Regions from separate parts of the Homo sapiens genome. Here region 1 is linked to region 2. A link is an interaction called in ENCODE POLR2A ChIA-PET data of the cell type or tissue named here. Cell type or tissue: OCI-LY7. All regions are shown on one strand. Each heading gives the region's core, and the rest is flanking DNA. Links, peaks and the distances in the headings are about the cores only.

What was found. ChIA-PET counts read pairs that join two places held together with the same protein. Peaks named below come from ENCODE experiments on the same cell type or tissue, not always from the same donor. Only the 100,000 strongest peaks of a DNase experiment are listed, where the experiment ranks them.
Region 1: POLR2A ChIA-PET joins it to region 2 with 14 read pairs; 2 of 35 experiments call an interaction of 5 or more read pairs at or near these places.

Annotation. Positions count from the first base shown.
Region 1 is chr15:25,619,556-25,635,339 of GRCh38, reverse strand. No RefSeq gene overlaps it. Among named protein-coding and RNA genes, the nearest start is that of LINC02250, 49 kb to the right of the region's middle. In OCI-LY7, for the core only: no CTCF peak of the experiment used is centred there; no DNase peak of the experiment used is centred there.
Region 2 is chr15:25,932,092-25,947,875 of GRCh38, reverse strand. All of the region lies in intron 1 of LINC02346 (long intergenic non-protein coding RNA 2346), which reads right to left. Among named protein-coding and RNA genes, the nearest start is that of LINC02346, 38 kb to the right of the region's middle. RefSeq lists an enhancer at 4,536-5,036. In OCI-LY7, for the core only: a CTCF peak has its summit at 9,659; DNase peaks (open chromatin) are centred at 8,125 and 8,625; H3K4me3 peaks cover 399 bases; H3K27ac peaks cover 2,520 bases.

The DNA.
Region 1 (15,784 bases), core at 2,583-10,582, 310 kb after region 2:
GTGAAGAGACTAAGACAAACCTAGAGAGAAGAATAGGTGAAGAGACACAGGGAGAAGGTGGCCATCTGTGAGGCAAGGAGAAGGACCTCAGAAGAGACCAACCCTGCCTATAACTTGATCTTGGACTTCCAGCCTCCAGAACTGTGAGACAACCAGTGTCTGTTGTTTAAACCCTCCCAGTCTGTGGTGCTCTGTTACAATAGCCCCAGGAAACTCATATAAGCTTCTTGTAAATTCTCTATGTTATCCATGAAAAAAATTTCTTTTTCTAATTCGAAACAGAAAACAATTAGGGAAAGTTTTACCTTTCCCACATTGACTCAAAAATCCATTTCTATTATATAATCTAAAATTAAAATTACTGGCAGGGCATGGTGGCTCACACTCATAATCCCAGCACTTTGGGAGGCTGAGGTGGGTGGATCACTTGAGGTCAGGAGTTCGAGACCAGCCTGGCCAACATGGTGAAACCCTGTCTCTAGTAAAAATAAAAAATAGCTACTTGAGCTTGAGGCATGAGACTCATTTGGACCCAGGAGGCAGAGGTTTCAGTGAGCCAAGATCACGCCACTGCACTTCAGCCTGAGCGAAAAAAGACTCTTGTCTCTAAATAAATAACTTAAAATAAAATAACTGTTATTCCAAAACACCTCTTGATCGAGAAGCTTTATTCTGGTAGCTGCATGGATTACACACACTCTCAACCATTTATTCAGGTACAATTGACATACAATAAGCTGCACATATGTAAAATATACAATTTGATGGGTTTTGCCGTATCTATATGGTGGCACTGTGAATTAGTTGTATTTTCTAGGATTTTATATACATCTTATAAATTTATAGAATATATGGAATCATACAGCACCCTCCCCTTTCTTGGGGGAAGGGGCCTGGCTTCTTTCACTCAGCGTAATTATTTTGAGATTTATTTTTTCCCCATATGATTACGCGTATCAATAGTTGATTCATTTTTATTGCTGGGTAGTCATCTATCATGTGGATAAAACTGTGTGTTTCCAGTTTCTGGCTATTGCAAATGGGCTGCTAAGAACGTTTGTGTAAAAGCCTTCGTACAGACTTATGCTTTCTTTTCTCCTGGGTAAGTACCACAGAATGGCCGGATCATGCAGTAGGTGTATGTTTAACTTTCTAAGAGGCTGCCAGGCAGTTCTCTAAAGTTTCTGTTTCATGTGACATCTGCATCAGCGGTGTGTGGGTTTCAGTCCTGCACAATCTCACCGTCACCTGTGTGGTTGGCCTTTATCACTGTCATCATTCTCATAGGGGTGCAATGGCATCTCACTGCACAGCCTGTGGACTATGATGTAAGCAAAGCCCCTGGAATCCTGTAATGTAGAAACTGCAGCACCAAGGCCACAGGATACATGACAGGCCAGCCTTTGCTACTCAGTGAGCACAAACAAAAACAGTGCAATCAATAGTCCTGGAAAATCTGATGAGCCACTTGATGCCTGCCTTCTAGCACGCAAAATAAATTCCAGGTGCATTTAATCAGACCTGCATTTAATCTCAGTTAAGCACAACAGGGTGACTAAAGTCAACCATAATTTATTGTATATTCAAAAATAATGGGCTGGGCGCGGTGGCTCACGCCTGCAATCCTAGCACTTTGGGAGGCCGAGGCGGGTGGATCACGAGGTCAGGAGATCAAGGGCATCCTGGCTAATACAGTGAAACCCTGTCTCTACTAAAAATACAAAAAATTAGCCGGGCATGGTGGCAGGAGCCTGTAGTCCCAGCTACTCGGGAGACTGAGGCAGGAGAATGGCGTGAACCCGGGAGGTGGAGCTTGCAGTGAGCCCAGATCGCGCCATTGCACTCCAGCCCGGGCGACAGAGAGAGACTCCGTCTCAAAAATAAATAAATAAGAATAATAATAATGAAAAGAGTGGCATTGGAATGTTTCTAACATAAAGAAATGATAAATGCTTGAGGTGATGGGTACCCTAATCACCCTGATGTGATTGTTACACATCGTATGCCGGTATCAGAACATCACATGTACCCAATGTGCCTATGTATCCATAATAATTAAAATTTTAAAACTTCAAAAAATCTGTTAAAAAGTATTATTGTTAGCTGGGCGCTGTGGCTCACGCCTGTAATCCCAGCACTTTGGGAGGCCTAGGTGGGCAGATCACCTGAGGTCAGGAGTTCAAGACCACCCTGGCCAATATGGCAAAACCCCGTCTCTACTAAAAATACAAAAGTTAGCTGGGTGACGTGGCAGGCGCCTCTAATCCCAGCTACTTGGGAGGCTGAGGCAGGAGAATCGCTTGAATGCAGGAGGCAGAGGTTGCAGTGAGTCAAGATCGCACCACGGCACTCCAGCCTGGGTGACAGAGCAAGACTCTGTCCAAAGAAAAAAAAAGTATTATTGTTTGTTCCATAGGAAAATTAGTATGTGAGGAGAACATAAATATACAAACACATGAGTGTTCCTGTCCACTCTGCCTCTCCCTCTGCAGCCTCTGTGCTTCCTGCCTCTCTGATTCCATGCACAGGCCTCCAGTCACACTGAATTGCTGATCATTCCTGAAGATAGCTGAAGCCTTCCAGAAATCAGTGGCTTTGCCTAAAGGTCACCGGCTGGGAAGGTGCCTCCCCCAGTTATTCACCTAGATAATTCCTACTCATTCTGCAAGATATGCCTCAAATTCATTCTGCAAGACTTGCCTCAAATAAATGTCACCTCCCTTTGGACTGTGCCCTGCCTGCCTAGGTGGTCTCTCTCACCTGCACATTCTCACAGCACCTATCTCGTTGCTTGGGATAGCTATTTACAGATTGGTGCCATGCACCTGTGAGTCCCTCTGAGGCAAGGACTTTGCATTCTGGGGGACTGTATTTTCAGTGCCCAGCACAGAGAAACCTAGTGATATGGGCTGAGTGACGGGAGTGAGCGTGTGCACCTCTTAAAAACATACATGACACCGCAGTAGCTAGACGTTCAACATTTTGCATTTACACTTACTCAAGAGAAACTCTCCTAAAGACCCTCCCACAATGGCCTCTCTGGGCTGGCAGGGCTCTTCCAGCTTCCTGCACCTTCCCGAAGGAATCCTTGGGCTGCAGCTGAGGTCCTGGAGCACCAGGGAGCAAGCCCCATGCCTGATCCATCAAGATGCTCGCCGCCTTAGAGTCGGTGGCGTTGGTGCCCGGCCCTAGTGCGCCCAGATAGTGTTGTCATGTGATTTAGTTAAATATTACCTAATCCCATGACAATATGAGTGGGGAAAGAGTTACTGTTTCTATGAAAATGAAGTTCAAAGCTTTGGAAAGACTCAATCAAGGTGAATCATGAAAAAACATTATGTCCAATTAAGTGTGTGGGAAGAAACTCTAACAAATGGAGGGAAGTAAAATTCCATAAGAATTCCACGCTTAGAGTCTGTCCAAAAGTCTTTAAGCTCTCATGTCACTTTAAATCTGTTGAAACTGATAAATATGGACAATGTATTACAACTGTGTGCTCTGAACAGGAAGTCAATATAGATCTGAAATCACCAAATCAGATGACCAGCACGTACATCTATGTCTTTAGGCTTCAAGTTAAAATAAAATGTTATACACACACACACAGACACACACATACATGCATACACACATATACATATAGACACGCACGTATACCTATGTATGTTCACATATGTAACTATGTTTACATGTGATGTGCATATGTGTGTGCCCACGCACATACCTGCACATGCCTACATAGACACACACATATACACATCACATATATACACATGTGCATGTAATAGATATATATATATATATATATGCTCATATATAATGATTTTCTACTTTAAATAATTTTGGCTGTATGCTTACTCACTACAGGGTTCACAGGAATTAGATAAGAGAGCTCCTAGTAAATACTTTAAATACTTTAAAAATACTCAAATAATTAAATATGTGTGTAGATGTAAATACATACTTTGAATATTTATGTTTATACATTAACATTTGTGTAAATATACTTCGTATGTTGAATATGTTTTTGCAGATATACATAGTACATAAATTAAACCTTTTGCTTCCTCAGTGTTCTGCCTTTGAGCATTTTTAGGTCAGATGGTTGTCATGGTCAGCCCTGGAAGCCGATGCTGAGATGAAGCTGGGCACACAGGGTGCTTGCTAGGGATCAACACTATGGGAGGAGAAGCAAGAAGTGGGATTTGTTCAGGGGAAGTTGGGCTGAGGGGTGACCCAGAAGTGGCTTCAGCTGGCCCTAGGGGGGCTCCTTAGCTAGTTAGTGTTGTTTCTAAGGTGGACAGAGATGGACAGGCCTTCCTATAACCACTTGGATCCATCACTGGGTGTGGGCCACCCCAGGGAGGGATGCATCCATGGACAAGGTGGCTCTGAAGCAGAGGCAGTCCCCAAGGGTCTGGCAGCTGGAAACCACCTGCCACCAGCACTCCCTGGAGCTGGGCAGAGAGTTTGTCATTGAAGGGACTCTGGACAGCACCTCCCAGGGGCCATGACAAAGCTGATTGGGTTAGCTCTAGAACAAGGCATCTGTATCCTGTGGAAGACGTCCCAAAGCAGCTACTAGAAGCCTCTGGATTAAAAACTCAGTGCTTTACTTATCATATACCATTTCTCCTTTTCTTGTCCTCAGAATGCCATGCTCCTCCACTTTAGGATGAAGAGAGTATTCAGGAAGCCAAACTTTTAGTGGGAAATCCTGGAATTTTCACTGAGAGCATGCTCAGCAAGAGCTGTAAATGGTGGCTAATAAAGCTTTTTGGCCCCAGACTATGTCATCAGATAAACACAAACTTTTTCTCCAACACATGTGAATTCTAATGCCCAGTTACTCCTCTCTTAATAAAGACTCAATAACAGTTATTCAAAGAATGATAACACTTGCCCATTGTAGAGGTGGGTTCATCTCTGATGCCACCACTGGCTGGTCCTAATTCAAATAGGCCTTTGGGCTGGGGACTTTCCCAGTTACCATGTGCCCTCAGCCATGCTGCCCAGGAGGAGGGATGGATGCCAGCTGGGGCTGCCTGGCTCTTGGGAACAAACACCCTGTGGCCCTGTGGTGATGGGGGTCATGAGGTTCTGTATCCCATAGTTTTGACAAAGTTGTGCTTCAGACCGTCCTTGCACTATGCACATGCAATTTACAAACTGGGTTCTAGAGCTTGGAAGATCCATGTAGGCTCTGACTCCGGAGAGGTTCTCTCGGTCTTCTCTGACCCTAGGCTGTCTCATCTCCCCCCATATCCCATCCCTAATCATCTTTATTTCAACTTTTCTTCTTTCTTTTCAAAATTGCTGTTTATTTCTCTCTTTCAATTTTCTTTATTTTTTTAATTTAACAAAGCAAAGCATGCCTCTTGTAAAAAGAGACCCAGCAGGAAAAATGTATGAAGTGAAAGTTAATGGAAATTAAACAACTTGCTCCTGAATGACTTTTGGGTAAATAATGAAGTTATTGTAGAAATTAAGAAATTCTTTGAAACTAATAAGAACAAAGATATGACATATCAGAATCTCTGGGACACAGCTAAGGCAGTGTTAAGAGGGAAATTTATAGCCCTAAACACCCACATCAAAAAGTTAGAAAGACCTCAAGTTAACAACCTAACATCACAACTAAAAAAAACTAGAGAAGCAAGAACAAACCAACCTCAGAGCTAGCAGAAGACAAGAAATAACCAAAATCAGAGCTGAACTGAAGGAGCTTAGGACACGAAAAACCATTCAAAAGACCAAAAAATCCAGGAGTTGGTTTTTTGAAAAAAAAAAAAATAATAAGATAGGCCACTAGCTAGACTAATAAAGAAGAAAAGAGAGAAGATGCAAATAAATACAATCAGAAACAACAAAGGGAATATTACTATTGACCCCACTAAAAATATAAATAACCCTCAGAGACTACTATGAACACCCTTATGTACACAAACTAGAAAACCTGGAAGAGATGAATACATTCCTGGGCACACACACTCTCCCAAGACTGAACCAGGAAGAAATCAAATCCCTAAACAGATGAATAATCAGCTCTGACATTGAGGCAGTAATAAATAGCCTACCAACCAAAAAAAGCTCAGGAGAAGACTGATTCACCAAATGTACAAAAAAGAGCTGATGCCATTTCTACTGAAACTATTTTTTAAAATTGAGGAGGAAATCCTCCCCAACTCATTCTATGAGGCCAGCATCATCCTGATACCAAAACCTGGCAGAGACACACACAAAAAGAAAACTTCAGGCCAATATCCTTGATCAACATTGATGCAAAAATCCTCAACAAAATCCTTGTAAACCAAATCCAACAGCCCATCAAAAAGCTAATACATCACCATCAAGTAGGCTTTATCTTTGGGATGCAAGATTGGTTCAACATACACAAATCGATAAATATGATTCATCACATGAACAGATCTAAATACAAAAATCACATGATTATCTCAATAGATGCAAAAAAAGACTTTCAATAATATTCAACATCCCTTAATGTTAAAAACTCTCAATAAACAAGGTATTGAAGGAACATACCTCAAAATAATGAGAGCCATCAGTGACAAACCCACGGCCAATATCGTGCTGAATGGGCAAAAGCTGGAGGCATTCCCCTTGAAAACTGGCACAACACAAGGATGCCCTCTCTCTGCCCCTCCTATTCAACATAGTTTTGGAAGTCCTGGCCAGATCAATTAGGCAAGAGAAAGAAATAAAGGGCATCCAAATAGGAAGACAGAAAGCTACCCCTTTTCGCAGATGACATGATTCTATATCTAGAAGACTCCATTGTCTCAGCCCAAAAGTTCCCTCAGCTGATAAACAACTTGAGCAAAGTTTCAGGATACAAAATCAATGTACAAAAATCACTAGCATTCTTATACACCAACAATAATCAAGCCAAGAGCAAAATCAGGGACACGAACCCATTCACAATTGCCACAAAAAGAATAAAAATACCTAGGAATAGAGCTAACCAGGGAGGTGAAAGATCTCTACAAGGAGAATTAGAAACCACTGCTAAAAGAAATCAGAGAAGATACAAACAAATGGAAAAACATTCCATGCTTACGAATGGGAAGAATCAGTATCATTCAAATGGCCATATTGCCCAAAGCAATTCACAGATTCAGTGCTATTCCTATGAAACTACCAGTGACATTCTTCACAGAACTGGAAAAACTATCTTAAAATTCATATGAAACCAGAAAAAGTCTGAATAGCCAAGACAATCCTAAGGAAAAAAAAAACAAACCCAAAGCTGGAAGCATCACATTACCTGACTTCAAACTATACTACAAGGCTGTAGTAACCAAAACAGCATGATACTGGTACAAAAACAGACACATAGACCAATGGACTAGAATAGAGAACCCAGAAATAAGCCCACACACCTACAACCATCTGATCTTCAACAAAGCTGACAAAAAGAAGCAATGGGGAAAGGACACTCTATTCAATAAATGATGCCACAATAACTGGCTAGCCATATGCAGAACACTGAGACTGGACCCCTTTTTTACACCACATATAAAAATCAACTCAAGATGGATTAAAAAGTTAAATGTAAAAGCCCAAGTCATAAAAACCCTGGGAAACAACCTAGGCAACACCACCCAGGACATCAGAACTGGAAAAGATTTCGTGATAAATACACCAAATGCAATCACAACAAAAGCAAAATTTGAGAAATGGGAACTAAATTAAAGAGCTTCTGCCCAGCAAAAGAAACTACCAACAGAGTAAACAGACAACCTACAGAATGGGAGAAAATATTTGCAAACTATGCATTTGACAAAGATCTAATATCCAGTATCTATAAGGAACTTGAATTTACAAGAAAAGAACAAACAACCCCATTAAAAAGTGGGCAAAGGACATGAACAGACACTTCTCAAAAGAAGACATACATGTGGCCAACAAGTGTATGAAGAAAAAGCTCATCATCACTGATCACTAGAGGAATGCAAATCAAAACCGCAATGAGATACTGTCTCACACCAGTCAGAATGGCTATGATTAAGAAGTCAAGAAAATAACATGCTGAAGAGGTTGCAGAGAAAAGGCAATGCTTATACACTGTTGGTGGGAGTGTAAGTTCCCAGCAATCCCATTACTGGGTATGTACCCAAAGGAATATAAGTTTTTCTATTATAAGGATACATGCACTCGGAGTTCATTGCAGCACTATTCACGATAGCAAAGACATGGAATCAACCTAAATGCCTATCAATGGTAGACTGGATAAAGAAAATGTAGTACATATGCACCGTGGGATACTACACAGCCATAAAAAAGAATGAGATTTTGTCCTTTGCAGGAACATGGATGGAGCTAGAGGCTAACTATTGGGTACTAGGCTTAGTACCTTGGTGACGAAATAACCTGTACAACAAACCTCTGTGACATGAGTTCACCTATACAACAAACCTGCACATGTTCACCTGAACCTAAATTAAAAGTTAAAAAAAAAAAGTTAAATATTCACCAGCCTCCATCACCATCCCTCAAGGTAAACTTCACCATTTCATCTTGAAGTTGAGCATTTACTCAAAATTTTGTCATCCCCAGGAATCAGGGGGAGTACAGCACCCAGGCCAATCTGTTTTTATTGTATTCATTAGCATTTTATTCCTAGTCATTGCTTTTAAATATTTATTTATTTAATTTGAAGTGGCACAATCATGGCTCTCTGTAGGTTCATCTTCCTGGGCTCTAGCAATCCACCCGCCTCGGCCTCCCGAGTTAGCTGGGACCACCATGCCTTGGCCTCCCAAATTGCTGGGATTACAGGTGTGAGCTACCATGCCTGGTCAGTTATTATTATTAACTCTGTTTATTTCCAGTGGCTCAGACAGAAAAAGAGAATTACTGCTCACAGCAGCAGCCACTCATGGGTTAAGGTCTAGCCACTGTCAAAAGACAAAATTATAACAAATTTAGTTTAAAGATCTCAACTTGTTTTATTTGCAGTTCCAGAGTTGGGCAACACCTCATTCCATAATGCAGGATCAGTGCTCCAATGAGCTGAGCAGAGGAGACAGAGAAGGGCTTTGTAGACAGAGAAGGAAGGGCTGAAGAGAGCAGAAACCAGGACAAAAACAGATTGGTCATTTCACAGTTACTTGTCTTATAAGATGAGGACAAGGAGGCAGAACAATAGAAAAATAACTGTTTGTTGCCAGCAGGTGACTTCAGTTAAGGATGAAAACAGGGGCAGCTTCATGACCTTGTCAACAGAAGATGGAAACTGGTCTGTTTGGGAAATAGGGTGTTGTCACTCCTGATTTTGCAGAAGGTCAGATAACAACTTACTTTAGGTTTGCTGAGCATGGCTGATTCTACTTTGATTTCTAGACTTAGTCCACAACAATGGCCTCCTATAATCTTCATTTACCACCAGCCACCCTCCTTGTCTTCAGATTTGTGCAGCTCAGAGCATCTGGACCAGAGAATGATCTTTGTTCTGCAATGGAATGGAAACTTCACAGAGGCAGCTTCTGAAAGATTCAGAACAGGCCCACATGTGTAGGGTGCATGGGGGACCCGACATAACCTCTTTTTCTCTTTTTTTCTTTTCTTTTTTTTTTTTTGAGACGGAGTCTTGCTCTATTGCCCAGGCTGGAGTGAGTGGAATGGCGCAATATCAGCTCACTGCAATCTCCGCCTCCTGGGTTTTAGCAATTCTCCTGTCTCAGCCTCCTGAGTAGCTGGGATTATAGGCACCCACCACCACACCCAGCTAATTTTTGTATTTTTAGTAGAAGCAGGATTTCACCATGTTAGTCAGGCTGGTCTTGAACTCCTGACCTCAGTTGATCCACCCGCCTCACCTCCCAAAGTGCAAACATAACCTTTTTAAAGCCAGGAAACAGAGCCCTGTGGGGCAGTCCATGGAGGCCCCAGACACACCTCGCGGCTGGCCCTGGATGGACTTTTCCTCCTACCCAAGACTGCTCACAGAGGCAAATCTTGAGTCTGTGGGGATGGCAAGACCCAAACTCTCTGTGTCCTCATTCATACTTAGAAATGTCTCCTCTAGAAATTAACTTTCTCTGAAAACTCAGCAACATAAGTTGGTGTTTCTCAAAGTCTCCATACTGCCTGAGAAAGGAGAAGAAAAATGAGATAATAATACACGGCCACACTAGGCTAATTTCAAACTGTGATAACCTTTCAAACCTCTTCTCCCTACCCTGCTCCATTCCTGCCCCTGGAGACTCTAGCCTGCTGCTTGGCAAATTAAACAGATGGGAAAGACAGCTGCCATCTTGAGCCTGCAGCCTTCCCCTCAGCTGCCCGGTGTCTGTCTACACTTCCGAGTCATCGCCTCTTTGAACTGGAAGAGAGCAGCCCCTCATGGCATGGGCCATAGGCCTGAGGCTGCAGAGGTGACTGGGCTGATCCAGAGTCCCCAGCAAGCTGTGCAGAGCTGAAGAACGGCATGCTTCACACTCACACAGTGATGTCGGCTTCCACTGTTGTGATGCTGAGAAACAAAGGGAAGACAAAACAGAGGCTACTTCTGCTCAAACCAAATCCAGCATGCCTGTGGCAGTGTACATGCCTCTGTGTTCCCCAGAGCTGAGCTCAGCTGTCCTCAGCTGTGGGCTCAGTCCACCACAGCCCCAGAGCCAAGCTGGACCGGAAGTCAAAAACACTCACGCCCACTGGTTCCACGCCTAGCACGGTTCCTCCAACTGGTGTTCCTCTTCTGGGAACTCCAGCTCTGCTTCCTTTGAACCGAGCTGCTGATCCGGATTTCTTTCTCCAGGCCAGGATGCCTGAGACCCAAGTCCACTTTAGAGTTGGGCTCTCCTTCTTCTTGGCTGGCCTCTTTTGGAAATCAGAGCCCTTCCCTATGCCCAAGACAATACTCAGGGCAACAAAACTCAAGACAAATGGTCAAATCAAGAGGAACCTTCCTCTGCAAAATTATACTACATAAAAGCTGATGTTGTCCAGCTCAAGTCTGGGCAAGTGGCCTTGCAAAGGGCCTCTTCAGTGCAACAGCCAACCTCTCCACACCACCTTGGAAGATGAACCAGATCTTACTGGGCTTTGAGGCTCAGAGTCAGGTGCTTGCCTGGAGTCTGTGAGCAGCAGGCTTCAAGTAACTCAGTCTTTGCTCTCCTGACCGTCCTGGACTTTCTCCAGCCATTGCTGAGTTTCTCTTGGCTTGAAATGCTGCCTGACACATCCAGGCACTGCGGTGGTCTTGCCTACGAATGCATAAGCCTAAACATCCACCTCGTCCCCCCATCATTGCCAAAAGGAGTACATCTATCACTGTGCTCAGAGGTGTAACGGCGAAAGTAGAAGAACCTTCTCTGCCCTTCTGTCCAGCAGCTGGAGAAACCAGACACACGTATGAAGTCCCCAAGCCTTTACAAAGCAGGGTCCTGCTGAGGGCAGCAGGGAGTGGTGTAGAGAACCAGTGAATGAGGAGTGCTGGGGAGGGGCTGGTGATGAGGGTGCCGGGAAAAGCTTTTCAGAGCTGGGTGGAGGCCAGGGGGATGAGTCCTGGAGGATGGCCAGGTGTGAAGGAGCAGAAGTCAGGTAGGAGAAGTCAGCATGAGAGAAGGCAGGGTAAACCCATTTTAGGATTCAGGGAGGGAGCCACTCACACTGTCCTGGGCACAGCAAATGGACTCCTTCCAGGCCTGTTCTGAGGTACCCATGTGCCCTGGAGCCACGATTTTGTGCCTCCTTGATCTTTTCAGCCCCTGACAAATAGCTCTTGAAAATATTGCTTGGATTCAATACTAAGCAAATAAAAGTGGGGAAAGTCCTTTTTGCACAATAATCACAGCAAGCCAGACGACAAACGTAGAATATCTGGAAATGAGGATCCCACTGAATGGTGCACTCCCCTCTGCAAGCTCCCACGCAAACCCAGATGACAGTGGCCCTTTGTGCATTCAGTCCCAAGGACACTCTCGTCCCTCCTGAAGCCTTGGCAGTTTGACCTTCTACACTTTGCTGTTAGGGGCAAGTAACCTCTTGCTTCTCGGTGCATGTTCTTGTTATTGTTTGCCCAAGGCTGCTCACATTGCTACTGTAACTGTCAGGATCTTGCAAGACTATGTCCCTGGAGGTGGCTTCAAGAAGCGTCCAGGTGTAAACGGAAGAAATGGCAGTTGGACCAGCATCTTCCAAGGAGTTAACCAAACCAGCGGCTGTCTGGTTCCAACTGCAAACTCCAGTAGACACAAAGGGCTTGCCCAGACACTCGACTGGGAGCCTCAGCCACACTCCAGCCTGCTTTTCGCTTGCGCTGGCCCAGTCCCTTAACATGACCAGCCCCCACGTTGAGTCTTTGCAGTTTGCTGCCAAACTGCAAAATGTACATCGTCCCAACCCACATCGCCAAAACAATTTCCAGTAATCCCCTGCTTACTTCAATCCTGTAACTTTTCATTTCCCCACATCCCCTCTCGTCACCTTTTTGGTTCTCCCTTTTATACTTCTCATAGCCTGTTTTTGTTCCTTCTCTGTTCTCTTCTTTAAAACCCCTACCACCTTTAGGTCTTGGTTGGAGTTGAGTTCATTTATGCTGGTGTCCCTTTCCCCCATTGAAACAGTCTGAATAAATCTGTCTTGCCACCTTTAACAAGTGTTCTGTGCTGTTTCTCGTTGACATAACCAGCTGGGATACCAGACCCTCTCTGGGACTAACTGAAGATGCTTCCTGACCAGCAAGTCAATTGGGACTCAATGTGACCAATTAGTTAATCCGAGCTGGGGGCCAGCCTCAGTCCTCCATTAGCATGGCCACAGTAAAACCTCTACCATCAGCATTCCTGAACTTTCCCTCTCAGAGACTCAGGTGAGCAGACTTCCTCACTGGTGTGGGAGCCCTTGCCTGCGGAGTAAATTCCCAGCTCCACTCGCTGACCCCTGGGGCACCCAGGGTCCTCCATGTGTTCAGGGGAACATGGGCTGTGATTCAGGACGGGATCTGCCCTACCATGCTCGGGATAAAGAACCAGAGACCTAGGCCGAACTGCAAACACCACCACTTAGAGCTACCATTGACGCACCCCCTCCTCTGCACCCTACACTGTGGGACATTCACACGTATCTATTTTCATTTGATTTTCCTCCAACAACTCTACCAAAGAGGAAACCAAAGCCCGTGAGGTTGAGAACCTGCCACAGTCGCAGAGCCAGGACTTGGAAAAGTGGAGGTTCCATGTCATGTGCCTCTGGTCCCAAAGCCACCCCCACCCCACGCTGTAGTGTCTTCTTGCCCAGTGCTCCATCACTGGGGCAGTGGACACTTGAATAGGAGAGCTTTCCCCAGATGCACCTCTGAGGTTTGGAGTGGAAACACCGGGGGCATGGTCGGGCGCAGTGGCTCCCAGCTGTAATCCCAGCACTTTGGGAGGCCAAGACGGGTGGATCACCTGAGGTCAGGAGTTTGAGATTATCCTGGCCAACATGGCGAAACCCTGTCTCTACTAAAAAATACAAAAATTAGCTGGGCATGGTGGTGGGTGCCTATAATCCCAGCTACTCCGGAGGCTGAGCCAAGAGAATTGCTTGAACCTACAAGGCGGAGGTTGCTGTGAGTTGAGATTGTACCACTACACTCCAGCCTGGGTGACAGAACGAGACTCCATCAAAAAACAAACAAACACACAAAAAAACCAGCAGCAGGGCGGGTAACTTGAAGAATGAAGCCCTTGGGGCCAGGGCTGGCTCCCAGACACCAGTAGCCACTGGATTCTCAGGACAGGAGAGAAAACCAATCTGCTACAAGAGGTGGCTGGAGGGTCAAGTTCCAGGGTGGAGAGAAGCCAGCCAGGAAACAGCAGGAACTCCAGGAAGCAAACATCTTCAGGGTGGTCTCATGGCAGCCTCAAGCCAGCAAAACACTCTCTGGGGCCCAGATAGGGAAGTGTCTCTCTCACACAGGACACCTGAGTTCTAGGCAGAACCCACAGGGCTAGCATGCCTGTGACTGGGAGTTTGCCATGGCTCAGGGTCCCTGGGGAGAGAAGGCAGATGCCGGCAGAGTTGGACATGTCTGCTGACCCTGGCTGGTGCCCACCATGATGGATCTGTGTCCAGGCTTGGGCTGCTTGGCCAGGCTTCTAGTGAAGGGAGGAACCAGCCTGCGCACCAGAGTCAGTGCCATCAATCCAGGCAGGTTCTCAGCAGCTTGGGCTATTTCTAAGCATGAAGTCCAGCAGCATTATGTACATCCAGTGCTGTGCTACCACCACCACCCTCCATCCCCAGAACTCTTCGTCTTGCCAATTGAAGCTCTGTACCCATTAAACAGGAGCTCCCCTTTTCCTCTTCCCCCAGCCGCTGGCAACCACCATTCTATTTTCTTTCTCTAGGAATTTGAAGACTCTTGGCACCTTATGTAAGTGGAATTATCCAGTATTTGTGCTTTTGTGACTGGCTCATTTCACTCAGCATGTCTTTAAGGTTCATTCATGCTGTGCCGCATTCCGATTTCCTCCATTTTAAGGCTGAATAATATTCCATTGTATCCATACGCCACATTTTGCTTACCCATTCATCTGTTGATGGATATTTGAGTTGTTACTACCTTTTGGCTGCTAAGAACAACGCTACTATAAATGTGGGAGTGCAGATATCTCTTCACGACCCTGATTTCAATTCTTTTGGGTATCTACCTAGAAGTGGAATTGCTGAGTCATATAATAATTCTATCGTTGGTTTTATGAGCAAATTCTACATTGTCTTCCACTGTGGCTGCACCATTTTACATTCCCACCAGCAGTGCACACAAGGGTTTCTACTTTCTTCACATCTTTACCAATATTTGTTATTTTTGGGGATAGTAGCCATCCAAATAAGTGTAAATAATGTATATTTTTAAGCCCTTAGATTTTTTGTTTTGTTTTGGTTTTTTGCTACAGAGTCTCCCTCTGTCGCCCAGGCTGTAGTGCAGTGGCGTGATCTCGGCTCACTGCAACCTCTGCCTCCGAGGTTCAAGCGATTATCCTGCCTCAGCCTCCTGAGTAGCTGGGATTACAGGCACCCGCAGCCACGCCTAGCTAATTTTTTTATTTTTAGTAGAGACAGAGTTTCACTATGTTGGCCGGGCTGGTCTCGAACTCCTGACCTCAAGTGATCCACCCGCCTTGGCCTCCCAAAGTGCTGGGATTACAGGCGTGAGCCACCTTGCCCTGCCTAAACCTTTAGATTAAGGAAAGTAGGGAAGTGCTTCTGCTTAGGGCCAAAGACTCAGACAATCAGAGCTTGGGGTGAACACAGCAGTCTTTTTCCAGGAGCGGCAGGCACAGCTACTTGTGCTCTTCGACATCTGCTTACCCATTGGTATCTGCATGTTTGACTCTGTCCCAGGCCAGGAGTCTAACCCCTATGGGGTTAGAGCACCTGTCATCTTTGTGTTCCTAGAGCCTAGCCAAGAGCCTGGCGTGCAGCAGCATTCTTGGAAAGGGTGTGTTTCATGGAGTTCTTCATCCCAGACATGCGTTCCTAGACATAGGCACCTATCACCCTGAATCAGCGACTTCTGCAAATGCTTTCCCATTCGTACGCTGGCTTTCCAGCCAGTGCCGGAAAACGTTTTATCTTCTCTTGGTATATTGCTTTATGAAACTGGCTGTGGATGCCTAAATGAGCCATTTTTCACTCCTGGTGACCAGCTTCATTGGTGTACTAATTCCCACAAGGACGTGTAAATCCCCTTTTAAGCTGGAATATCTCCAAGGCCCCATATGCAGGTAGTGAAGGTGGAAATATGTGCTAAGAAAATAAAACCTACATGGAA
Region 2 (15,784 bases), core at 3,787-11,786:
TCAGTTAGGAATGTAAATAGGAGCTAGCATTGTGTGTAAAAGGAAAGAACAGCTGCTTACAACCATTTTTGTTTCATAATACAAATGTAAATCAATATGTTATTGGAAATGCAGGCTGGGAGGGGAGGGGAAAAATGCAGAGAGAAAAGCCCCATCTCTGCTTGGAGTTCAGCACTGGGTCTCTTTTCCCTTCCACCTTCCTTGTCAAGGCTGCCACAGTGACAGAAGCACACAGGGCTGCCTTTTAGTGACACCTGCTGGGACAGACCTGGCAGAAGGGATTGCACATTTGCATGTTTCCTGGCTGCCTCTGTTAGCCCCTGAGTCAGCAGCCCACTCCAATTCATGCTGAGCTTGGACAGCTCGGGTTTGAAAAATTCCCCCTTCCCTTGGAGCAACCGCTTTCCAGCCTCCTCATCATTCCAAAAGGAGAATGACCTACATGCCAGCATGACAGAGATCTGGAAATTTATAGAAGCTCCATTGTGAGCCTAAATCCTTAACAGGGGCTCAAACTGCCAACACCGAATGAACAGAGAGGTTTTGCAATAAAGCAGGAAGTCATTAAAATAATGAATCACCCGGCTGGGTTTTGAGCTCCTTTCCCACTAATTTAATGGAAAGATTTATTGTCTTTACAATGTATACTTTCAGAAATTTTGCATAAATTTATTATTTACATTTTAACATAAGTAACTCCTTTGTGTTTTATCACTGAGCAAATTCTATGTAGCAAACCAATGCTATATTTTGGCAAACTCACATTATAGCTTAGAAAATACTAAAGACCCATTGTAAACTGAGGGCAGCATTAAGCAAATTATACTTACCTTTGTGACTACAAAACTTAATGATTCAATGCTTTTCCTGTGAAATTTGTCTTTCAATGCTGATAGTCTTTTAATAAAAAATGTCAATTAAATATTTTCATATTTTCTCTTAATGCAAATATACAGAAAATAAATTTTATCTTAAAAGGTAGTGTTTCTCATGGGAGAAGAAATAAATTTTTTAGTTGCTTTCTCAACCAAGTATGTGAAAGGAAGTTGTTTCCCTTTATATTTTAATAATTAATTTAGTCAAGGCCATATTTGGAGCAAGACTGTTTCACTTTCGCAGTAGTAGAATTTTCAGTGTTTTATGTCTCCATTCATAGCCCATGACACGAGGTTTACTAGCTCCCCATTTTTGCTACGCTAAACAGGGATGCGTTTCCAGGAAGAGGAGTGCTGGGCACCAGGCAGGACTCTGGCGGCCCCACATGGCACTGGTCTCAGGATACACGGGCTGGAGGAAGCATCCGACCCGGCACTTCCTGTCCTGAGCCTGTTGTCTGATCCTCTGTAGGTTCTGCTTCCTTCCTGTCTTGGAGGGCTTGGGCAGGAGGGCGGCAGCCCTCCTAGAAGGGGCGCTCCTATGTGGAGGGGACGCTCTGCGCGGTCCGGGCCGTGGGGTGTGGGTTCTGTGTCCTGGCCTGAGCCTCTCCCAGGAAGCGACAGCATGGAGCCGGGGATCTGGTGAGGAGGTGAGGAGCGGAGATTGTTAGCCGCCTCCCTTTAAGGGCAGACACTAAAAAGAAAAGACGTTTGTGCAGAAAGGCCCCGCCCATGGCCTCCTGCCCACCTGGAGCTTGGAAACTCCCAGGGAAAGGCCCTGGAACAAATGCAGGCAAATGTGAGGATGCTCAGGCTCAGCTCTGCAAGGAGAGAACGAGCTTTCGGGTCACCATGGAGGAGTGGGCCTCACTGGTCAAGCCTTCCCCACTCTCAGCCTCAGTTTCCCCGCAGAGTGGGAAGGCCAAAGAGACTGTCAGCAAAGGGCCTGTGCAGGAGCCACAGTCGTGGTCAATACATAGTTGCCAGGTGCCAAGCGTTGCCTGAAACCAGACTCAACTATGCAAGAAATAGCAAGCCAGCAGACCCGGCTGCAGGATCTACAGGGCCTGTGCAAAGTGGAAACGCAGAGACACTTTGCGAAAGTCATTGTGAAATTTAAGACACCAACAGGAGAGGATTGAACACAGCAGGAACCCTCTGAGGGCTGAGCTCTGTGCAGCAGCACAGGTGGGACACTCATGACAGAGCCTGCCATCCTTTAATTTTTCTCTAAGTATTTTCCACAAAATGAATAGACGTCCCAATCTCTACTGACAGGAAGGAGGTTCAGTCTCTGATTTTGAGAACTGCCCTGCCCTCCGCCCACTGCTCACACAGGGCTATGCCAGGCCAGGTGTCCCATCACGTGGGACAAGCCTGCAGGATCCCTGGGCCTGGCCTCCAGCTCCTTCAGGCCCATTCCCTCTCAGGCCCTCCCACCACCTTGGGGATATAGAAACTGCAGGCCACAGCTGCTCCTGGGACCGACCAGCATCTCCCCTCACCTGTGCAGAAGCCTGTAGCTCCTGCCTGGAAATTTCAGAGCTGGCTTTCTCTCCACCTGACATGAGCTGAAAGGCCCATATAGCAGAATCATTCCCAAACAGCAAACTACACCCCCTCCCCAACCTTCACATTCTCTCCCAAGTTGAGGAACCCGCTTAGGAACAGCAAAGAAAGGGAAGAAAAAGCAAACACAGGAGTTTGCCTATAAAAACCGCCTGAAACCGAGCTTGCAGTGAGCCGAGATCGCACCACTGCACTCCAGGCTGAGCGACAGAGCGAGACTCCGTCTCAAAAAAAAAAAAAAAAAAAAAAAAACCGTCTGAAAGTCCTGAACCCAGGAGGCGGAGCTTGCAGTGAGCCAAGATGGCTCCACCGCACTCCAGCCTGGGCGACAGAGCAAGACTCCGTCTCAAAAAAAAAAAAAAAAACCGCCTGAAAGTTTACCTCCTGCCCCACCGTGATTGAGAGCAGACCCTTAACTCTCCCAGGACAACTGCTCTGGTTGTGTTGACTTCACATTCTGGCATCTGAGGCCGCTCGGAAGGCGTGGGACACAGACCACCACAGCGCAATGAGGACTGAATGGGGTCCATGGTCTTGAGAAATAAACACCCTCAGGAAAAAAAAAAAAACTCAGAAGGAAGGTCCTCTCAGATGAGAAGGGGTAAAAGTCCTTCTCCCTCCACATGGATCCACATCCCAGAGACTCTAGCCTGGCTTGGGAAAGCTCCCACAAGAGAGGCCAGCCCACACAGGTTATCTCATTTTTGTTCTTAGCTCTTGAGAGATGACAACCTGCTAACAGTCCTCGCTTGCTCTGGGCGTCTGCTCGGCCTCCTGGCCACGCTGGAGGAGCCCTTCAGCCCACAGCTGCGCTTTGGGGGCCCCTCTCTGGGGCTGGCGGAGGCCCGAGTGGGCTCCCTCTGCTGGCGGGGAGGTGTGGAGGGCGAGGGAAGGGCAGGAGATCCGGGCAGCGCTGGCTGGCCAGCGCAGGTTCAGGGTGGGTCCCGGCGTGGTGGGTCCCGGCTCACTGGGCCCCGCACTCCGTGCCACTGGCTGCTGCTGGGCTTCATCAGAGGCAGGGTCCTCTGTGTGGACTGCCTTTCCCTCTTGGAGGGGTCATTGGCTACGATAGCGGGTTTCCCTCTCTTTGTTGCTTCCTCTCTTTTCCTCTGCTTCCTCTGGGCTGCTGGAGTGCCCAGGCTAGGTACGGCAACGTTGGGCAGCGAGTACCAGTGAGAGATGAAGCCTGGCTTCTGGGATGGGTGGGGACTTGGAAAACTTTTCTGGCTAGCTAAAAGATTGTAAATGCACCAATCAGCACTGTGAATCTAGCTAAAGGTTTGTAAACATGCCAATCAACACTCTGTCAAAACGGACCAATCAGCTCTCTGTAAAAAGGACCAATCAACTCTCTGTAAAATGGACCAATCAGCTCTCTGTAAAATGACCAATCAGCAGGATGTGGGTGGGGCCAAATAAAGGAATAAAAGCAGGCCGCCCGTACCGATAGCAGCCACCATTCCCGTTTTATTCACCGCTGTAGAGGTGTTATTCTTTCGCTTTTCTGCTGGTTGCTGTGTGGTTCCACGGCTCTTTTATGAGCTGTAACTTCACCACAAAGGTCTGCGATTTTATTTTTGAGGTCAGCAAGGTCACTGACCCAGTGGAAGGAGGAACACCAGATCTGCCACCTTTAAGAGCTATAACACCTTTAAGAGCTATAACACTCACTGCCAAGGTCTGCAGCTTCACTCTTGAAGTCAGCAACACCAGGAACTCACCAGAAGGAGAAAACTCTGGACACACCTGAGCATCTGAAAGAATGAACTGGGGACATGAAACTTTAAAAACTGTAACACTCACCGTGAGGGGCCATGGCTTCATTCTTAAAAGTCAGTGAGAGCAAGTACCACACTACTTCTAGACACGCTAAGATCCTTCCCCTTGGGCTCTGTGCAAAACCTTGGAAATGTCACGTTTAAATATTTCAATGTGGTCTCTTGTGTGGAGGTGGGATACTGGACATGGAGGGAGAGCTGGGTTTCCATCTTTCAGCTTCAGGAATTGAAGGAAAAGAGGGTGTGCATCTGAGCAAAGTGGGAACAAGCAGCACCACTTGCTCGGACAACCTTATGACTCAGGAGGGCACGTGAGCACATAACACACTGCAGTCTCTCTTAAGGGAGGCTTTCCAGCGCCTCCAGCCACAGTGGAGGTTCCGTTCCTCTCCCAGAAGCCCATGAAGGTTTCTGCCAGACCCCCAAAAGCAGACAGGACCCTCACGTGTGGGGTGGGGTGTACATGGAGCAGGCAGCATTACTGCAAGATGTGGACAGGATTCTTTTTCAATTTCAGGTAAAGGTGGGGTTCCAGGAGCACTGCAGAATGGGCCCTCACGGCAGTGTCAGGGAAGATTCGTCTCAAAAGATGTTGCCTGGGTGGTAACAAAGGCCTGGCCAGGGACAGGCTGGGGCCTGCAACTGGGTCATCTGTCCTATCCTAGCCTGAGAACAGGACCAATTTAGTGCCCGTCAGAGTTTGCCTTAGAACGGAGATGGGGCCGCAGGTGAAGGCGGAGCGGCAGGTAGTATTCCTCTGGCTTTCCAGCTGAGGAAAGCTCTGTCTCAGGTCTGGGGAACTGTCCGCGGTTGTCGTTTTCCAGGGTTGGTATGTCCAGGCAGTGCCCAGGCTTTTCCTTTCTGCCCAGCTGCCATGCCCAGGAAAAAAAAAGCTAAAGTCACAACTGTGATCTGCGTGATTTTTTTTTTGTCTTTGTTCAACTTTTCTATCACCCCTGTTCCAGAAACTCCTACATATGGCAGAGTGCTTTCCACTGAGCTCCCTTTTGAGTAGCTGGTCACCGTGCAAGGTTTTAATGAGGCACAGCCATGCACACGGTGAATTTTCACACCATTTCACTTTAAAGCAGAGCCACACGTGAGCTCGGACGGTAGGGGGTTTCTGGTAAGGAAAAGAGAAAACAAAGTCTCAGAAGCTGCAACGACAGGCCTCAGGGAAAATTGAATCGCCCTTGTCAAAAAGCAAACAGATGACTCCTTACAAATATAGAATGGACGTGTGTTGCTGCTTTATTTAACTCATCAGTGAAGAGTTCACCAGGAAGGCAAAGTTGGTTCAAACGGAGTTCATGGAACAAGGTCTAGAGCATCAATCGGAAAGGAAAGAGGAAAAATGTCACTGAAATAAGTTTGCCAAGTGGTGGCAAACCTGGCTAATGTCCTGAAGTGGCAAAAGGAAAAAAAAAAAAATAAGACTGAACAAAATGCTGAAGGCTTTGATATGATCTTCTCCACTGGACACCAATAGTTTGCATCTCTACTGACCAAGAGCAAGTTCACCAGTCACCTCACAGGCTTTAGGCTTGAATGGTGCAGAATTTAAAATGACCCCAGGGCTTTTCACCTTAATCCCTGGGACAGCAAACATGATGAAGCACCTTGCTCACAGTTACGCTCTCTTACCTGGCAAAGGGTATTTTGCAGATGTAATTAAGGTTACCAAATTACTTGACTTTGAAGTCATCAAAAGGGGGATTGTCTGGGTGGGCCTCATTTAATCACTCTTGCCTTAAAGGCCAAGAGTTTTCTCCAGCTGGTGGCAAAAACAAAAGTCAGTAGGTGGAGGTGGGTGCGGGGGTATGCATGAGTTGGAGGTTCTAGGTTGTTGGGATAGAGGGGCCATGTAACAAGAACCTGAGAGCAACCTGAGGGAGCTGAGAACCAGGCTGGTGACTGGGAAGGAAATGGGACCTTGATTCTACAATTCCACAAAACCTGCCAACAACCTGGATATTACCCAAAACTAGAGAAAACAAACAATAATTAAATAAAGCGGGGCAAGACGTGCAAGAAGAGCTCATCTCACAGTTCATTCCTAGCCTTCCCAGCTGGCTTCCAGATCCCACGATCTCTGCATCATCCCAAAGAGAAACACACTTGACAGGACACCCTACCATCAAATCAAGCTTGTGTTTTTCAGATATTTTTGACCAACACCTACATCATAGGAAATATACTTAAAATTGTAACCCAATACATGTGCGCATGCATACACACACACACAGACCACGCACTTGAAGCTAAAGTTTCACAAAAAATACCTGATATGATGTGCTATAGGCCGAATTATGTCCCTCCTGCAAAATTCATATGTTGAAGCCCCGACCCCCAGGACCTCAGCATGTTCCCTCATTTGGAGAGGGGGGTCTTCATAGAGGTAAGTTGAAATGAACTCATATGGGTGGGCCTTAATCCGGTAGGACTGGTGTCTTTATAAGAAGTGGAGATGAGGACAGACAGATGCAGGGGAATGACCATCAGAGGACACAGGGGGAAGGCATCTTGCTGTCTACAAGCCAGGGAGAAGGCCTCGGAAGGAACCAACCCTGCAGGCACCTTGATGTTGAATCTACAGGCTTCAGAACAGTGAGACAATCCATTTCTGTTGTGTAAGCCCTCCAGTCTATGGGACTTTGTTACAGCAGCCCTAGCAAACCTAATGCATGGTGCATTCCAATAGTTTCTACTCTATTCCTTTTGTTTCTTCTTTAATGCTGTTTGAAACAAAATCGATTCTAGGATCACAAATAGACCACACATGCAGGTTGAAGAACTGAGAGCAGTCTAAGATCCATTTTCTACACCAGTAATTGAACACGTGTTACTAATAGCTTCAGAAATGAAAAAGTCTATATACGTATATATATCCAAAACAGAGAATCACCTTGAGGGAGGGAGTCTAAATATAATGGCTTTAACAGAGGAAATGAATTTCTCCAATCATCCCTGACACAAACATAATGAATGATACCTTCCAACGCTCTTTGAAAAAGTAAATGAACTCGAGTTTAAGGAGAGTAAAGCAATTTTTCCAGCTCTTTCTGAAGCAATGATCAAGAAAGGTCTTGGTATTTCCATGTCACGCTGCAGAGAAGAAAGCCAGGAGTCAGCCAGGATCGAGCCACTAGGCTTGTGCTGTCCATTCTGAAAATTTTGGGAAAGAAGAGTGGGTACCTCTGGGGCTGGGAGAAATCTCTTCTCTACCAGAAAGGCAAGAAATTATGCCAAGCGGGGTGTGGTGGCTCATGCTTGTAATACTAAAACTCTGGGAGGCTGAGGTGGGAGGATTGCTTGAGCTCAGGAGTTTATCAGCCTGGGCAACATAGTAAAAACCTGTCTCTACAATTTTTTTTTTTAGTTAGCCAGGCTTGGTAGTGTGTGCCTGTGATCCCAGCTACTCAGGGGGCTGAGGTGGGAGGATTGCCAGGAAGTCAAGGCTGCAGTGAGCTGTGATTGTGCCTCGGCACTCCAGCCTGGGTGACAGAGTGACAAATTGTACCCAAATCACGTGAAAACTTACAGTATTTCTAAGAGTAGAGTATTGGCAAAATGACACAGTCCTGCTTCCAGGAATGCTAGAAAACCATGATCTTGGAGTAAATATCATCGTCATCCTCCGCATCACATACTGCATGTAATGGGAGGGATTAGAATAGTCATGAGAATATGTGTCTGGAATTTCACAGCTTAGTAAACACGTCCCACAGATAGTATGTTGAAGCCTATTGGCTCTTTCATGAGTCGGGTGTTGGTGCACAGAGGGTCCAGGCCTGGAGAATGGGGAGCGGGCCCCATGCTCTGGAGCCAGGTGGGTGTGAGGGCCTGGGCCACATGGTGGGTGCACCCTATCCTAGCCCAAACCCGCGGTGAGCCTCTACTTCCTGGGGCTCACTTTGTACTGAGGGCAAGATAACATTGCTTCAAGCTGCAGTGAGAAGTAAATATATTAGTCCTGGGAAGCACTTAGAATGGTGCACAGCCCCCACCCCCACCCCATCTAACCCCCACTGCCCCTGTCCCTCCTTCCGCCCCACCCCACTGTTTCTGTCCCGGGGTGTCAGTCTTTATTATTTGAACACGAAACACCCAAGGCCCTTGTGAAAATGCAGGTTCTGTTTCAGCGCCTGGGGTGAGGCCTGAGATTGCACTTTCTTAACCAGCTCCCAGGTGATGCTAAGGACACTGGCCTGTGGGCCTTGTTTTGGGTAGCAAGTATCTAGAACATGCAACAGAAACTGCTTGTTCCTCAGAGACAGAAGAGGTTGAGTATGGTTAACCATTTTTACATATGTGTTTTTTTAAAAAACACGCTTGGATGCCACCGTGCAGGAAGTACAAACCAAGGGCTGGGTCAAACCTCCTGGCCAGGCAGCTTGGACAGAAACATAATGAGAAGCATCTGGGCTTCATGCAGCTGTGACTGAGGGGACTCTCTGAGCCCTCACTTCCAGGGCTGCAGGTCATGCACCCAGCCCAACCGCAGCTTCTGCTCAGCTGGTGAAGCTTACAGGCTGTGAAAGTTAGTGAAATGCTTTGTGTTCAATCGCCTGGGGTAGGCTTCAGGTATCCAAACTGGGGTCGGGGGGGGGGGGCGGCGGGGGGGCAGGGCTAAGGCTGGAGCAGAGGCAGCTTTGCCATGGAAGCTGAGGGACCCCCTACTTTGGGATGCCCTACGGCTCTTGCACCTGGGTCCTTACTGGCATTTTTTCCAAAAACCAACCACATTTCAGAAAGCATCACAAATACCCACCCCTAGCTCTGCCACACTCGCTAACCAAAATGTTTTCCTGCCCAGTTTCATCCTTCACCCTGCCCCCTCCCCCCTCCAAAACTTGGTGGGCCATGCTTCTGGGAGAGTGAAACTCTTCCATTTTATTTATTTATTTATTTTTATTTTTTTGGTTTTTTGGGTTTTTGTTGTTTTTTGTTTTTTTTTTTTTTTTGAGACGGAGTCTTGCTCTGTCGCCCAGGCTGTAGTGCAGTGACGTGATCTCAGCTCACTGCAAGCTCCGCCTCCCGGGTTCACGCCATTCTCCTGCCTCAGCCTCCCGAGTAGCTGGGACTACAGGCGTCTGCCACCACGCCCGGCTAATTTTTTGTATTTTTAGTAGAGACGGGGCTTCACCGTGTTAGCCAGGATGGTCTCGATCTCCTGACCCCTGGATCCGCCCGCCTCAGCCTCCCAAAGTGCTGGGATTACAGGCGTGAGCCACCGCGCCTGGCTGAAACACTTCCATTTTAAAATCATACCATTTCCCTATAGCACATCCCGAATGCTCTCACCCCAGAAGGCAGGAGGGGAGCGCCAGAGCAAGACCCGGGTGCCCATGTGCACAGGGGCACGATGCCCAGCAGGTGGAGGCAACCCACATGTCTATGGAGGGATGAGCGGATATGCACAATGTCTATGCACACAGTGGAGCGTCATTCAACCTGGAAACAGAAGGGAGTTCTGACACATGCTACACTAAGGATGAACACTGAGGACATGATGCTACTGAAATAAGCCAATCACAAAGTAAAATTCCTGTGTGAGTCCACTCACATGAGGCACCTAGAGGCATCAAGCTCATAAAGACAGAGTCTTTGGGGGGGAGAAAAATGGTATTTAATGGGGACAGATTTTCAGTTTTGCAATATTAAAGAGTTATTGAGACTGGTTACACAACAGTATGGAATGTGTTTAATCCCACTGTACTCTACACTTAAAAGATGGCTAAAATCAGTGCTTTGGAAGGCTGAGGTGGGAGGATCACTTGAGGCTAGGAGTTTGAAAGCAACCCAGCAACAGAAACCATGAAATCTCCATCCAAGGAATACCCTCCACAACCTACCCCAAACCAACATGAAAGTGAGGTTGTGTGAAGGTGCGCTTGCTCTTCAGACACCTCAGCACAGTCCTCTAACTTCCTTCCAAGTGGATTGCTATCATCTCTACAAAAATTTAAAAATTAACTGGGCATGGTGGCGTGTGCCTACAGTTCCAGCTACTGGGGAGGCTGAGGTGGGAGGATAGCTTGAACCTGGGAGTTCTTAGGCTGCAGTGAGCTGTGATCACACCACACCGCGGCAGCCTGGGAGGAAGCAAAATCTTGTCTCAAAAGAAACCAAAAAAGGCTAAAATGGTAAACTTTATGTTATGTATATTTTACTAAAATTTAAAAAAAATATTTTTTTAAAAGAATTCTTCAAGGAGTCCTCCCTTAGGATATGATGGGCCTAGAATCAAGATCTCTCTTCCCTTCTGGGGAGTGTTTCTTGTTTCCACCAGGGGCTCATCAGAGGTGGCGTGAAGCAGGACATACACAGAACTGTGAAATCTCCATCCAAGGAATGCCCCCCACATGCTACCCCAAACCAACATGAAAGTGAGGTTGTGCAAAGGGGAGCTTGCTCTTCAGACACTTCAGTGCAGTCCTCTAACTTCCTTCCAAGTGGGTCACAGCATCTGATGCCCTATGGAGCTGGTCCTGCACCTTCCATGTTGGGGGTGTCATAGTCTGTGTGTGCAGCTGTAACAAAATACTGCAGACTGGGTAATTCATAAAGAACAGAAATTTATTCTTTCACAGTTCTGCAGGCTGGGAAGTCCAAGATCCAAGCACCAGCAGGTTCGGTGCCTGGCGAGGGCCCAGGTCTCCGCTTCCAAGATGGTGCCTGTTGCTGCGTCCTCCAAAGGAAAGGAAGGTTGTGTCACCACATGGTGGGAGGCAAAAGGGCAAGCCAGCTGAATGCTCTGTGAGGCCCCTTTTATGAGGGTCTGATCCCACTCAAGAAGAAAGAGCCCTCGTGGTCTAATCACCTGCAAAAGTCCCTCCTCTTAATACTATCACATTGGCCATTAAGTTTCCACACCTGAATTTTGCAGGGGACACATTCAAACTGTAGCAGAGGGCCTCACAGCCAAGCAAAAGTTCACTTGATTAAATATATACATCTTGGTACTGTAATCCTGTTATATATCAAATACAGGCAGAACTGGGGAAAATCAGGATATGTTTTTTGGGGATAAGAAGGATAAAAGTCCAACCTTATGTAGTAAGACATTTTATCCTTAACTGGCCAAATGATAATTCTTCCCTACTGAAATCAGTTACTATATCTATCTATCTATCTATAATCTATCTATCTATCTATCTATCTATCTATCTATCTATCTATCCATCTACTTATCTATCTACCTATCAATCTAAGCTGCTGGCTTAAAATGTGTCTTACTTGAAAGCTCTCTCAGACCACAGTGTGGGACAGAGGCCTCCATGAGTGCTTCTCACACCAGCACAGAACTTTCTATTATTCGTACGTGGAGGATGTCAAGTTTATTCTTATGAAAAGAAATTGTTCGCAGGAAAGTCACAGGTTTTAAGAGAAATGAAATCATGACGCCCATGAGTTGCGCATTTAGAATGCTAGCGGTTTCTTCAGGAGTCTGTGACAAATTGTCGTGTCATCAGGCTATCACATGCTCCATCTGCCTTCCTAGACTCTTACAGAATTCCCAGACCAGGATAGATCCCATTCTCCTTTTCTACATCTTCCCACTGCAAACTCTGGCCTCAGATAAGAATATTGCTTTGGCAGGGGGTGTAATGTTATTAGAAATAAAGTTAATTAGGAAATGTTTGTGTCTAACCTATTGAATATATGAAATATAATTAATTTTCTGTATCAACTCTTAGAACTGTGAATTGAGTGGCAGGGATGAGGATGAGCTCACAGTAGGCTGGGTATGCACTTTGCCTTCTGGGATTCAAAGAAGTAGGTCCATGCTGTCAGGGCCCAAGCTTTGCTCTCCGTCTCTTGCTGCCCGGACATCTCTTTCCCCTGCTGTGTCCCTTGGACTGTCCTGGGACAGCATCCTCAAGCCCTCCCCGTCTTCCATTTCTGCTGTGCCTCATTAATCGCAAGGAAGCCCATTCACCTCCATGCAGCCAATCAGCACTTAGCCTTTCTTTCTTTCTTTCTTTCTTCCTTCCTTCCTTCCTTCCTTCCTTCCTTCCTTCCTTCCTTCCTTCCTTTCTTTCTTTCTTTCTTTCTTTCTTTCTTTCTTTCTTTCTTTCTTTCTTTTCTTTTTTTTTTTTTGAGACAGAGTCTCACTCTGTGGCCCAAGCTGGAGTGCAGTGGCATGATCTTGGCTCACTCCAACCTTTGCCACTGGGGCTCAAGCGATTCTCCTGCCTCAGCCTCTCAAGTAGTTGGGACTACAGGCACACGGCATCACACCTGGTTAATTTTTTTGTATTTTTAGTAGAGACAGGGTTTCACCCTGTTGCCCTGGGTGGTCTCGAACTCCTGAGGTCAGGAAATCCACCCGCCTCAGCCTCCCAAAGTGCCAGGATTACAGGCATGAGCCACCATGCCCGGCCCTCTTCTTAAATGCTTCTAGTGTTTGATGACTATTAGATTTTGGTGAATATTAGATTTTGACACATAGCATGCATGTTCTAACATCTCAGAACCATTTTTTTTGAATCAAAAACAAATTTAAAGGAAGGGATATGATATTTTTTCCAATAAAAACAGGAAAATGGACTTGGCAGTGGCTGCCTGCTAGGCAGTAAGTGATTGAAGAGTGACTTCATTTCAGAAACATAGCTGCTTTCATCTTTCAGTAAATGAGTCTAAGACCTTTCTCAGGGCACATGCATAAAATAAGGCTAGACATTTTTATAAAACTTACGTCTTTATTCAAACTACAGGAAAAGAATCCAAATGGAAAGCAAGGCAGTGTTCTTCAGGCTAAGGCTTTTTTTTTTTTTTTTTTTTTTTTGAGACGGAGTCTCGCTCCACTATTGCCCAGGCTGGAGTGAGTGCAGTGGTGTGATCTCGGCTTACTGCAAGCTCCGCCTCTCGGGTTCACGCCATTCTCCTGCCTCAGCCTCCCGAGTAGCTGGGACTACAGACCCCCTCCACCACACCCGGCTAATTTTGTTTTTCGTATTTTTTAGTAGAGACGGGGTTTCACCATGTTAGCCAGGATGGTCTCGATCTCCTGACCTCGTGATCCGCCCACCTTGGCCTCCCAAAGTGCTGGGATTACAGACATGAGCCGCCACACCTGGCCAGGCTAAGCCATTTTTATTGAGCATTTACCCCTAGAGGGAGTTCTACAACCCACTAAAGGCCAGGCCTGACTGCATCCTCCCAATTCCCTGTTGTCAAGAAACGCTGGGCCGGGTACAGTGGCTCACGCCTGTAATCCCAACACTTTCGGAGGCCGAGGCAGGCGGATCACTTGAGGTCAGGAGTTCAAGACCAACCTGGCCAATATGGTGAAACCCCTTCTCTACTAAAAACACAAAAATTAGCTGGGTGTGGTGGAGCATGCCTGTAATTCCAGCTACTCGGGAGCCTGACCGATGAGAATTGCTTGAACCTGGGCAGCAGAGGTTGCAGTGAGCTGAGATTGTGCCACTGGGCGACAAAGTGAGACTGCCTCAAAAAAAAAAAAAAAAAAGAAAGAAAGAAAAAGAAAAGAAACCCTGTAGCTAGCGATGTAAGTCGTGCGCCACTAGCTGGCACTGTCGCTCACAGCACACTGCAGGCCTCTGCACCTTTTGCCTCCCTGAGAAAGGCAAAGAAGAATCCCAGTTTACCACGGTGTCCTGTGCTGCTCAGCCTCCGAGTCGTGTCCCTCCCATCAGAGGCCTTCCACGGAGCTCAACCCCTCCCTAGGGCTTGGAGGACGGTGGCAACAGACGAATCTACATACGGGCCTGGCATGTGCGGGCTGGATCAGCTGGAGTTTGAAGGAGAGAATCCGATTCAAAAGAGAGCAGGGGAAGTGGTACCGAGAGAAGCAAGGCAGATGGCAGCGCAGAGTCTGAGAGCGGGAGGGGGCACTTTCAGCCTCAGGAGACGCTCCTGGCAGAGGGCTAGGGCCTGAGATGGGGCAGGGGGCGGGCAGAGAGTGGCTTCCTTCTTCCCTACTGTTTTCCTCCCTCCCTCCCTTCCTTTCTGCCCCCTCGGGGCAGCCAGTGCACAGAGCTCTGCCACCGTCCTTCAGGTAACACTTCACATTACCCTCTCCATGTGGCCTCAGTTAACACATGGTATGTAAAACAAGGAGTTGAGATGAGACCTCTACCGAATTATAGTCATACTCTGTCACAGTCCTCGTGGCACCTTTTCTTTGTAGAGTCGGAACAAGACCCAGAGTATATGGGATGATGAAACCTGAGCATCAGGGTGGCAGGAGCTGTCAGTTAGGAGTGAAGGCAGAGAGAGAGGGACAGACACCACCACCCACCCCACCGCAGTGCAGTCAGTGAAGGCAGGGGGATGGGCTGACTCAATGCATTCACCCAGTGAGTGGGTCGCTCTAAAATACTCATCATTGTTTTCCAGGGCAATATTAGCATTGGCAGCTTTTAAGAGCACCTGAGAATCTGCTCAGAGCATGTGTATCACTGCCTGACTCCTAAACCATGGGATGATTTAGGAGACGTGAGTGATGTGCCCAAGGGTGAGAGTTGAAGGAGAAGGGGGCGGAGACTGTGTATTCCCTGACATTCCCCATTCCCAGTCAGCTCGGGGATCATAAGCTTTGGTGACAGCCTGTGAGCGGTGCCCTGGGAGCCACATTTGCTTTCGCAGTACTATGCTTTGCTAATGTTTGGGAGGGGGACAGCTAACACGTCACACATGTGACAGCCCGGCTGTGCACCGGGACAATCCCCCTTCCAGGCCAGGAAACAAGTGGGTTCTATAAAGGACACTGAACACATTCCTCTGGAGTGGAGCAAGGTGCTTTTCAGTTTTGGCAGCCCAAGGACGAAAAAGCCCAACCACATCCTGCAGTGGAGGAGAGACGGAAAGTCAAATTTAGGGATTCACTCTCACTCCGCACAGGCATCCCCAAGACAAATGGACAATTGTAGTGTTATTTTAAGATTTAAAATTTTCCAGAGTTCTGAAACACCTTTGAGAACTTTCAAAGAAAGCTATTTCTGTCCTTTGAAGGTTAGGCCAACATTTACACTTCTACCTGAATTGTCCAGCTTCTGGCATAGTTAAGCACTTCCCAGCTTCTCCAGAGAAAGCTATGTTCATGATGAGAAAGTTCTTATTGTGCGGTGATGTGAGGTGACACTGCTGGGGGTGGGCAGAGCCCCAGAGAGACTGTTAGAGATCACATGTTTCCACAGGGGTCCTGAAGACGTGCAGAGGTGGAATAAGATCTCCCGTTGGGCTTCTCCCTCTCCACCGACACACTCTAAGCTCCTTGAGAAGGCCTAACATTGGTGTGGAAACCATATCTTCATACTTCTGTGGGTCACAGCCAAATTTATACATGAAAAAGACAAAAGATCATTTCTGTTTCTTTTATGAAATAGAGTAATTTTATACTTTTTCTGTTACCAAATTCAAATTCACTTAACTGTAGGAATTTTAAAATTTACAAAGTTAATCAGAAATGCACTCCAACCTCTTTTCTTCTAACTCTGCCTTAGAATTTCAGAGATAAGGATGTTCATCTTCAATCAGGGGATTGGCCCTTTCTTTCTACTGCTCCATTCTCATGTAGGAGTGATTCATACG